Linked DNA regions of Homo sapiens: region 2 is linked to region 1. A link is an interaction called in ENCODE POLR2A ChIA-PET data of the cell type or tissue named here. Cell type or tissue: HepG2. All regions are shown on one strand. Links, peaks and the distances in the headings refer to the core of each region. The heading gives the core; the rest is flanking DNA.

Evidence for each region. ChIA-PET counts read pairs that join two places held together with the same protein. Peaks named below come from ENCODE experiments on the same cell type or tissue, not always from the same donor. Only the 100,000 strongest peaks of a DNase experiment are listed, where the experiment ranks them.
Region 2: POLR2A ChIA-PET joins it to region 1 with 10 read pairs; 3 of 35 experiments call an interaction of 5 or more read pairs at or near these places.

The regions. Positions count from the first base shown.
Region 1 is chr1:56,187,436-56,192,812 of GRCh38, reverse strand. No RefSeq gene overlaps it. Among named protein-coding and RNA genes, the nearest start is that of LINC01767, 220 kb to the left of the region's middle. In HepG2, for the core only: a CTCF peak has its summit at 2,718; DNase peaks (open chromatin) are centred at 1,592, 2,572 and 3,782; H3K4me3 peaks cover 2,559 bases.
Region 2 is chr1:56,474,687-56,480,063 of GRCh38, reverse strand. LOC124904185 (a long non-coding RNA gene) reads left to right here. Exons shown (of 2, transcript XR_007066106.1): 1 at 1-1,178. Among named protein-coding and RNA genes, the nearest start is that of LINC01767, 62 kb to the right of the region's middle. RefSeq lists an enhancer at 2,362-3,135. In HepG2, for the core only: no CTCF peak of the experiment used is centred there; DNase peaks (open chromatin) are centred at 2,603 and 3,813; H3K4me3 peaks cover 907 bases.

The DNA of each region.
Region 1 (5,377 bases), core at 69-5,068:
AAGAGTTCATGGAATTATACACAGAACCTGCCACATGATAGAAATTTTGCGAATATTTCTTGAATGGTGTGAGAAAAATGAGCCTCCAAGAGGTGCAATGATTTGTGAAGGTCACCCAACTGGTTAGCAACAGAGGCCAGATTCAGGTTCTATGGCTCCTGATCCTAATTCGTCGCCCTTTTGAGGGATCACAACTCACACTTACTCAACAGGAGAAACGTACAGTATATGAGGCTTTTTATTTCTGGGATACTTCTATTGAGCTCCCCAGCACTTGAGAAGTGGGCATTGTTTCCCCGTATTGCAGATGAGAAGTGACTTACACAAGGTGACACAACTTATAAGGAACATAGTAAGCATTTGAATTCTGGTGGTTTCACTTTATGTCCAGTGTTCATTCCATCATAACCTAGGTCTTTCTCTTTTGCACTGTTCCCAAAGTTGCAAAACTAAAAATAAAAACAGAAATGCAGTATTTCCAAATTAGGGCATTAAACATCTATGGGTGATCTGTGAGGTGATATTTTCAACTTCTTATGACAGGGAAAGGAACTCAAGGAAGTCCGCTGGTCAGTAACTCTTGCAGACTCTTGGAACAAATGCCATGATATTTGCTTTAATTAAAGAGCATTTAAGTTCTGAATGTCCACTCAGGGCTGATTTCAGGCTAAGCCTGTGTGTCTTGGTGTGCAGAGCACGTGCAAAGGAGTCAAGAAATGCCCTTGGCCATGTCACCAGGGCTGCTTAGTGGCACCATCAATGCAGCTGTCTCCAACTGGTTATTCCTTTTCTTAAGGACACTGCTGGGGAGGGATGTGCTGATGTGTTTGTGTGTGTGTGTGTGTGTTTGTGTGTGTGTACTAGTGTGATTTTTTTTCCCCCAATGGCTGTCATGCGTTTTATGATCTTCACAGATGTAAGACTTCACCATGAAGAGAAGGGAGGGGAGAAAGGCTATTATTTGGGAGAGGGGGAGAATAGGTGAAATGGATGGGAGGCAGGAAGCAGAATTGTGTAGATTTAATTGGCCTCGTTTTATAGCAGTTAGCTCTGTTTTCACGGGGTAGCGATGAATAGGCCCATAACGGTGAACTGTTTTTCACTATTATTAGTCCAGGAGATGAAAGTTTCATTGTTATTCTTCCTTGGAGCTCAGGAGGCCACTCCAAATATTAACTCATTTTAGCCTCAGGGACTCAGAATTTCAGTGGAACCATTTGAACTTGGCTCAGTTTATAATAATGATCCCGTATGTTTGTAAAGTGATTCAGCTTACAAAGCATTGCACCATCTTATCCCAACTGCTGTTTGAGCTTCAAAATAATCCTACAAAGTATCCAGTGAAGATGATTATTCCCATTTTCTTAACAAGGAAACTGAGGCCCAGGGAAGTTAAATGGGTTTCTAGACACACAGGCAATACCAGACTTAGAAAGGAAGAAAAGGACACCACTATTTGCTGATTGTCAACTCTATGCCACCCACTGTGTTGAAAGAAGACTCTAAATCCCAGAGAGAGGTTTTATTTGGCCTGAAGTCATTCCATGCAGGACCCGCCAATGACTGCGGGGCTAGAATCAGAAACTGAGCCTGCTTGCCACTAAACTAGTGCTGCCTTCCACAAACTCTCTGTGAATCACAGCCATGGCGCAAGCTTTGAAGGGAGAAAGACGTCGGCACTGATTACCCCAAACCACTGACAAATCAAACATTATGGAAATCAGGACTCACCACTGAATAATAACTCACATGTGTAAGGCATTTGCAAAGGCGCTTTGCAGTCGATGCTTCTTTAACCCTCACAACAATCTTATGAGCTAGATAGTATTATTATTCCATTTCACAAATGAGGAAGAGGAGGCTCAGCAAGGGGAGTAACTCATCTAAGGCCACACAGTTAGTGGGTGGCAGAGCTGGAGTTCTAACACAGCCCTGTCTGACTCTTAAAGAGGGCCCCTGTTGAATTCCTGTTTCCCACAGGCTAATTCCTGTTTCAGTTAGGACATTTCTGTGGTCCTATGTCTTAAATTTAACCTACCCCCATCCTACCCTCATAACCTGCAACATAAAGTTCAAACTGCTCAGCCCAAAGTTCAAAATCCTCCAGTTTTTCAAAATCGTCTCCCTTTACCTTTCAGGACACACCTCAGACTCCAGCTATGTGCCAGTGGATGCTTTTTCTCTGACTCCCCCTGAGTCCCTGCTGCCATTGATCTTTGATTTTCCAGTTCGTTGTATCTAAAGCAGCATTTTCTTCCTGCTTCCTCTTTGAGTTCCTCTTTTAAGGATCACCTTCAATGCCATCAGTTCCATATACCCTTTTAGGACCCTGGTATTAGGTGTGCTGGACCCCTGTATGCTCTCTTATGGCCCAGATTGTAATGCTTCTCTTGTCTCCCTCATTCCTCCCCTGATCCCTCCTTGAATGACCAGGCAGGGTCTCATTGCTTCATCCTCAGACTGACCATGGTGACTGACACACATTGGGCACACAGTAGACATAAAATGAGCATTGTCTTTAGGTACACAAACACTGACAAGTACCATAATACGTAAGTGGCTTCGCATCATTCCTGCCCTTGATGTGGTAGAACTATTCAGGGCTTTGAAATCAGATCGATCCGAGTTCAAATTCCAGCATACCTACTTCTGCACTACGTAACCTTGGGCAATTACTTATTCGGGCCTCCTGATCCTCAGTTTTGTCCTCTGTTGAAATCATGACAGCGCCACCTTTCTTGCAGAGGCAGTAACTGTGAGATTGAATAAGACAGAGAACAAGCATTCAAGACAGTGCTTGGCACAAAGAGAGCGCTTAGGGAATGTTCATTGTTAGGCAGAGCTATTATTATTGTCGTAGTTTATAATATCTCCCAGCAATGAGATCGGATTTCCTTTGGATTTAGGAGTGCATGCAATTGTGTTGCTTTAGAGTTTACCTCCTTGCCTTGACTAACACTTTACTCTTCTGTTTCACTTCTGCCATTTCCCATGTTTGTATCACTGTTGCTGGTATTATGTATTTAGAGTTGTGGCTTCGTAAACTGTTTCTTAAAATATTCCTGTGCTCTAAGAGGCAGCATACTGGGGAAAGAACACTAGGAAGAAAAGAGAAGGGGAGACAGGGAACAGGGGTGGAATCTGTTCCTTAAGAAATCCACTTAACCTCCCTGGGACTTGTTTGTGTTATCTGCAGATTGAGGAATATTTGGCAAGACAGGGTGTAAAATCGCTTGCAGCTTCAATGCACTGCATTTAAAAACCTGTTACTTTCCTATCTTGAGACACCAAAATGCTCTTAGACTTGAAGATGACTATGTATGCAAGTGCATCCCTCCCACCCTCCTTCCCAAACAAACACACACACAAACACAAACACACCCCAAATGCTCTGAGAAAACCCATGGTTTTGTTGTTTGAACATGTTGTTTTCTTTAACCAAGTGGTTGTTTGCAAACGTTTTCTGATTGTAACAGCAGTGAGGGCACCTCTCTTAGAGAAGACTGAGTTCTTTCTCTTTGAAAGATGCTGTTTACTGAAATAAATTCCACCTCCTTCTTTGTTTGGCTTTTTCTTTGTAAACAATCAAAACCAACTGGCAAAGTCGGGGAGCTTGTTTTAGTCCATTGTGGCATCTGGCTTGATTTCTTTTTTTTTTCCTCCTAATCTGAAGTACAGACACTATTGTGAGCCCCAAATTCCTTTGCAAGAGGCAATTAGTTCCGTAAGCATTTACCAGTGGTGCACCATGCACCAAGCACTGTGGGGAAAAAGAAAGATCCTTTTGTTGTTGAGCTCAGGAACAAGGAGGGTCAGGGCTGGGAGGAGCATTAGAAACCATCTAGTCCAGGGTCCCATATGTGTTTTCACAGAATGCTTGTGCCATGAGTAGTGCCTCAGAAAATGCCTAGGTGGCTGATGACGTTGGAAGAAAATAAAAGGTATACATAGCTTACATAGACTCTAATCAGGATTCATAATGCACCTGAGTATATAAAAATTTCTGAAATCTGCAGTTTAAAAATTATCTTCAATTTTGCTTAATTCTGAGCCTACCAAATATATATGATGAGGTAACTGGTGTGCATGTACGTGTGCATGTGTAAGCATGTGTGTGTGGGTAACGCTAATTAACCACAGAGTGAATTTGTACCCAGGCATTTTGGATACAAAAACCCCACCCACTCCCTACTTCACCAGCTGTACCTGCTAAAAAGTTGGCAATCGAGGTGGAACCCACCAGCTGCATCTGGCTCACTCGCTTTTGGGGTTTGGCATTTGTAGTCTTAGAACCAGGATGCTTTACATTTTTGAACTATTTACCAACATTTAGAAGTTGGGAGTTTTCTTATAAAAAGCCAAGATTCTTGCAAAATTGGGAGATCTGGCAATACTGGGCCACAATTTATCATGGTGACAGCAGGAACACAGCTGTTCCCCTTGGAGAGCACACTGGCTCTCCAGCTCACCACATTCCTGCCCAGGTTGACTCCACTAGCTGGTGTCATAGGCTTGGTCCTTGTAGGCATTTGAGCTGACAACCCCTGGTTCAAAGCACATCCTAACGAGGCCATATCTTTTCTCCTTGTATTCTCTTGCTTTTCATTCTCAAGAGGTGATTGGTGTCTTTGATGAGGGCATCTTTTGGCAGATGAAACCCAATGGCTTCCTGACATAGATGAACCACTGGCTATTACAAGAAAAGAGAAAATATATTAAGAGTATATTTTGTGTTGACCTGTGTTTTTAGCAAGGATTTCCTTATTTAATCTTCGTAACAAACACAATGTGGGTATTAGGATACTACTTTTTGAGATAAATTGAAGCCCAGAGTGATAGGTATAACTTGCCCAAAATTATATAGTTTATAAGTTAAAAAGCTAGGGTTTGAATACAGAAAAGATGCTCTTAACCACTATACTACATTTCATAAAGAATTGTTTTACATAAGCAACATCATTTTATTTTTTGAAACATTTTATTTTGAACTAATTTTAGACTTACAGACAAGTGGAAAAAATAATACAAAGAATTCTGTTATCTACCTGTTCCACCTAATGTTAATATCTTAAATAACCATAGTACAATTATCAAGTGATGAAAATGAACATTTGGTACAATATAATTAACTCAACTACAGGCCTTTTTCTAATTTCACCCATTTTAACACAAATGTTTTTCCCTGTCTGTTCCAGGATCTTGTCTAAGATCTCAGATTGCATCCAGCTGTTATTTCTCCTTTGTCTCTTCCAGTTTGCAGCAGTTCTGCTTTCGTTGTCTTCATGAGCTTCACAGTTTTAATAAATACTGATTAGGTATTCTATAGAATGTCTCTCAATTTGGGTATGTCTAGTATTTTCTCATGATAGGAATGAGG
Region 2 (5,377 bases), core at 378-5,377, 290 kb before region 1:
TTTGACGACATTATGTTTAGTAAAGTAAGCCAGTCACCAAAAAGACAAATACTATATGATTTTCCTTATATGAGATATCCAGAACAGTCAAACTCGTATAAACAGAAAGTAGAATGGTTGCTGCCAAGGGCTGGGGAAAAGAGGGAATGGAAAGTTGTCATTTAATGGGATTAGGGTTTGAATTTTGCAAGATAAAAAATCCCAGAGATTGGTTGCACAACAGTGTGACTATTACTTAGCTTAACACTACCCAACTGTACACTTAAAAATGGTTAAGACGGTAAATTTTTACGTTGTGGGTATTTTACTAAGCTTAATAATAATAATAATAATAATAATAATAATAATAATAAAATTCAGAGTGTGTGGCTGATTATTTAGCTGCACCTGGATCTTATATGTAAATTTATATTGAGCAGTTTTAGATACAACTTACAAATGTGTGTTAGAGTACACAATATTTCTTTTTTATTTTCTTTTTCCCCTGCAGAGCAGAGTCTTGCTCTGTCACCCAGGAAGGAATGCAGTGGCGCAATCTCGGCTCACTGCAACCTTCGCCTCCCGGGTTCAAGCTATTCTCCTGCCTCAGCCTCCCGAGTAGCTGGGATTACAGGTGCCTGCCACCACGCCCAGATGATTTTTGTATTTTTAGTAGAGATGGGGTTTCACCATGTTGGCCAGGCTAGCCTCGAACTCCTGACCTCATGATCCGCCCTTCTTGGCCTCCCACAGTGCTGGGATTACAGGTGTGAGTCACCGCGCCCGGCCAGAGTACACAATTTTTCAAAATTCTCTTCTGCAGGCAGGTGAACCATACAAGTTTGAAGCCCCTTAACACAGACAATTCTTGAAGAGCTGGCCTGTAAATGGAAGCTGAGAAATGGGTTAAGTAGCTGGAGGAAGATAGGGAGCCAAAAGAGACTCTTGTTTTTGGTTTGCTTTTGTTTTTAAGATGGTGGAAATGGTAGTGTCTGTGAGCTGAGGCCAATGATCCAGACAGAGGAAAAGTGATGGTGCAGAAGAGAAGAGCTCTGGGAGGGTTTTCAGAGCTGTGAAGGGCTTGGGCGTCGAATGCAGGTGGAGGTTCGGCCTATGGCAGGGCAAGACAGCTTTCATGCGAAATCACAGGTCGGAGGGCAGAACAGGATGGCCACCAGGCAAGCCACGCTACAAATCAGGTGGGTGCCTGGGGAAAGCTTGCAGAAGTTCTGGCCTGATTGCGTCTATTTCCTCAATAAAACAGCAACAAAGTTAGCAGCAGTGAGGAAGGATGGGGGAGCAGAGGGGGGAGCTGAGAAAAGAGAAAATGTAAAGTATTTGTTTAGAAGAGTGGAAGAGAATCCACTGGGAAAATGTAGTAGGGATGTAAGTCAGCATTAACCACCCATTTGGGGTTAGTGTCAAGAATTTATTGGGAATAGTCAGCAAGGTGGTGTGCCTTGCCCGGCAGACGCAGGTGAGGGTGGACAAGAGTTGAATTTAACCTGCTTGGGGTTTGGCAGGTGCGTACACCTATGGGTTCGAGTGGCAAGGGAGTTTAGACCGAATAATTAAAATGACGGAGCATGGACTTTATGCTGAGGAAGCAGAGAAACCGATGGCATAGGGATGGGTGGGGGGCAGTGAAAAGGCGGGTAGGATCAACGGATTGTTGTGTCCCTATGGGCTGTCGAATGCTGCGGCTGGAGTGTTGACTTTTATTTTGTAGATTTCAGCATATATACATATACGCTGAAATTATATATTACATGCTATATATGTTATTATATGTTATATATTATCTGCATATATACACACACATATTCCCAGAGGAAGTTAAACTTAACCTGGTCTCATATATACTACACATATAAAATATGTATATACACATATGTATGTATACACACATAGACATGTATACACACATATATACATATGTATATATAAAAATATATACAGATATTTTAAATTTCATATATATTTCCCGTCCCCTCCAAGAGCCCTTTCTGACCCCTGACCCCCTTCTTTAGCAGAACCCAAATGGTTTCCGTGGGTGGAACATCTCCCTGCGTTTCTGAGGACATCAGCGCACGTGGTTTCTTTCCCGGCCGCCGCAGCCCACTTGGTCGGTTTCCTCCTAGTTTTGGCCTGGTGCCCTCCCCGCGGGGCTCTGCCGGGTCTGCGGGTCGGGGCCGTCCGTCCTTTCACCCTGGAGGAGAGAAAGCAGAGATGGGAAGCTTGCGCGCTCGGGCGGGGCCAGTCCACCGAGCCCGACGAGGCTCGGACGGCCCCGGAGGTGGGCGCGCCTCGGCCGTTCCTCCGCGGCGGGGGCTGCTCCGGACGCCCCACGTCTCGGGCCTGGGATTCAGCCTGTGAGGTGGGGGCGGCCGGGGCGGCGGCTGCCGGGAGGGGCTCATTGTTCTGCCGGCCGCTTTGACTTCATTTTCTGCTTTTCATCCCAGGCCGGGACGGTTTAGAATGCAAATGCGGGCTGCTTTTGTAGCTGTGCGTTTGTCTGGGAGCCGTGCGTTTGTCTGGGGTGAGATCACAGCAAAAGGGTTTTGTTTGGCTTTTTAAATTCTTCTGGGGAGAGCAAAAGAAGCTGGAGGAGCGCTGGGCGCAGAAGACCTCCCGGGCGGGAAGGCGGGGCAGGCATGGGCCCAATGGGAGCAGCCGTCGGCTTCTGCAGGCCTGGTTTGGAAAGGAACCGGGTCAGAAGGGTGTTGTTGAACATTAACTCCTTGTGGCCTGGCGGATGGGGAGTTGGGGGTTTCCAAGCTGCTCACCCCAGAACATGCAGTCCACTAATACTGTATTTCGTGCTTCCTTTGTGCCACACCCTGGGGACATTTCCAAAGAGAAAGGTGACGTCCAGCCCTTTCACGTGACTGCATCTAAGTGTCCTCTGCCAGAAGTGGATATTCGGGCACTTCATCCTCACGACCCTGTGTTGTAGGTATTACTGTCTCCATTTTATAGATGAGGCAGTTGAGAGTTAGAACATCACCCAGATAGTATGGGACAGAGCTTTCTTGAGGCTGGGATGTGCCTTCAAAGCCCAGGCACTTTGTCACTCCAGGCCCACCAGGCCCTCGAGGGGTACCCAGCTTGGTAAGCAGGGAGAGAACGAGGGAAACTAAGAATGATAAGTCAGATTCAGAAGAGTGGTATCCAGGTAAATGCTCGAAGCATAGGAAGAAGCCAATGGAGTGTGTTTGTTTGTTTTTGAGAAGGAGTCTTGCTCAGGCTGGAGTGCAGTGACCCGATCTTGGCTCACTGCAACATTTGCCTCCCGGGTTCAAATGATTCTCCTGCTTCAACCTCCTGAGTAGCTAGGATTACAGGCATGCGCCACGATGCCTGGCTAATTTTTATATTTTTAGTAGAGATGGGGTTTCACCATGTTGTCCAGGCTGGTCTTGAACTCCTGACCTCAGGCGATCCACCTGCCCGGGCCTCCCAAAGTGCTAGGATTACAGGCGTGAGCCACTTGTGCCAAGCCTGTTTGTTTGTTTTGAGATGAAGTCTTGATCTGTCTTCCAGGCTGGAGTGCAGTGACGAGATCTCGGCTCACTGCAACCTCCACCTTCCAGGTTCAAGTGATTCTCCTACCTCAGCCTCCCAAGTAGCTGGGATTACAGGCGTGTGCCACCACAGCCAGCTAATTTTTGTATTTTTAGTATAGACAGGGTTTCACAATTTTGGCAAGCTGGTCTTGAACTCCTGACCTCAGGTGATCCGCCCCTCTCGGCCTCCCAAAGTGCTGGGATTACAGGCGTGAGCCACCGCGCCCGGTCTGTTTGTTTGTTTTTGAGTGACTCAGGGAAATATTCCCATAGGAGGTTAAACTTAACCTGGCCAGAGGATGAGAAGGGAGTAGGTTTTCCACAAGCACTGCTAGACATATCAGGTCCAGGGAGCAGCAGGTTCAAAGATGGATTCTGTACCAGAATCTCTGTACACAATTCTGGTACACAGAATGCAAGAACTAGAAGGCCCTTAGGAAGCTCCCACCCTTTCATTTTACTGAAGACGTAAAAGGAGACCCAGAGAGGGTAAGTAATTATTTAAGATCACAAAGCAAGCGAGTGACAAAACTGGAACTGGAACCCAGATGCTCTACCCTTTCATCTGTGGTATTTCTTAACTCAGTAGTCACACATACAATGTAAGCGAGTTCACACTTGTGTAGCACTTAACAGTGGGCCAAGTACTTGATATACTTTCCTCTCTTTTAGTCCTTGTAACAAATTCATGAGGTAGCCACTGTTTTACAAAGGAGAAAACTGAGACACAGAGAAGCAACTGACTCAAGATCACACTGCAAATCACGCCCTAGAACCCATGCCCTTTCCTACTCTGCCACAGCGCTGATAAGTAGGTAAGGAAAGAAGGGAGGCCCAGAGAAGGCAGTTACCAATTTTAAGATCATAAAACAGGCAAGTGAAGGAAAACCATTTCAATGTAGAAATTTTGACCCCTGTATTCAGATGAGGAAACGGAGACTCAGATGTCCAGTGACTTGCCCAAGAACACAGTGAGAAAGTGGTGGGCCTAGCATTGGAGACTATACCTGAGTTCTTTCTACTCTGTCTAGCTCAGCCCCCACCTTGGATGGAGAAGCAATCAAAGCTCCCCTTCCCTTGGTATCTTTCAGATCTTTTACAGATAGTCCTAGTCCTGGTCCAGGTGCATGTTCAAATCTCCTTCGCCTCCTGGATGAAAAATTACCTGCGTAAATGACTCACTGTGTGAATAGCTGGGCAGGGATCAGAACCCCCGTCTCCCTGCTGCCAATGTAGTGATTTTCTATACTCTTTGCTTTCCCTTGTTCAGCATGGCGTAAGGGAATCTGGATCACATTATCCCCCAGAGACCAAAATGTGAGTCGCTTTTGGCTCTTGGGGTCTTTTAGAGAAGCCACTTGGTGTAGCAGCTTTTTAGGTTTGCAGGATAAGAACTGAAGGGGCAAAGCTGGGTCAGGACAGCCTGCATTGGAGGCATGGGACCTGCTTGAACTTAGTTAGCATGTCTTTTTTGTTGTTGTGGTTGTGTTTTTTTTTTTTTTTTTTTTTTTTAGACGTAGTCTTGCATTGTCACCCAGGCTGGAGTGCAATGGCCCGATCTTGGCACACTGCAACCTCGGCCTTCCGGGTTCAAACAATTCTCCTGCCTCAGCCTCCCGAGTAGCTGGGATTACAGGTGCCCGCTACCATGCCCAGCTAATTTTTGTATTTTTAGTAGAGACAGGGTTTCACCATGTTGGCCAGGCTGGTCTCGAACTCCTGACCTTATGATCCACCCTCCTCGGCCTCCCAAAGTGCTGGGATTACAGGTGTGAGCCACCGCTCCCGGCCCAGCATGTCTTAATTCTGGGTGAAGAGTGAGGAGCAGACAG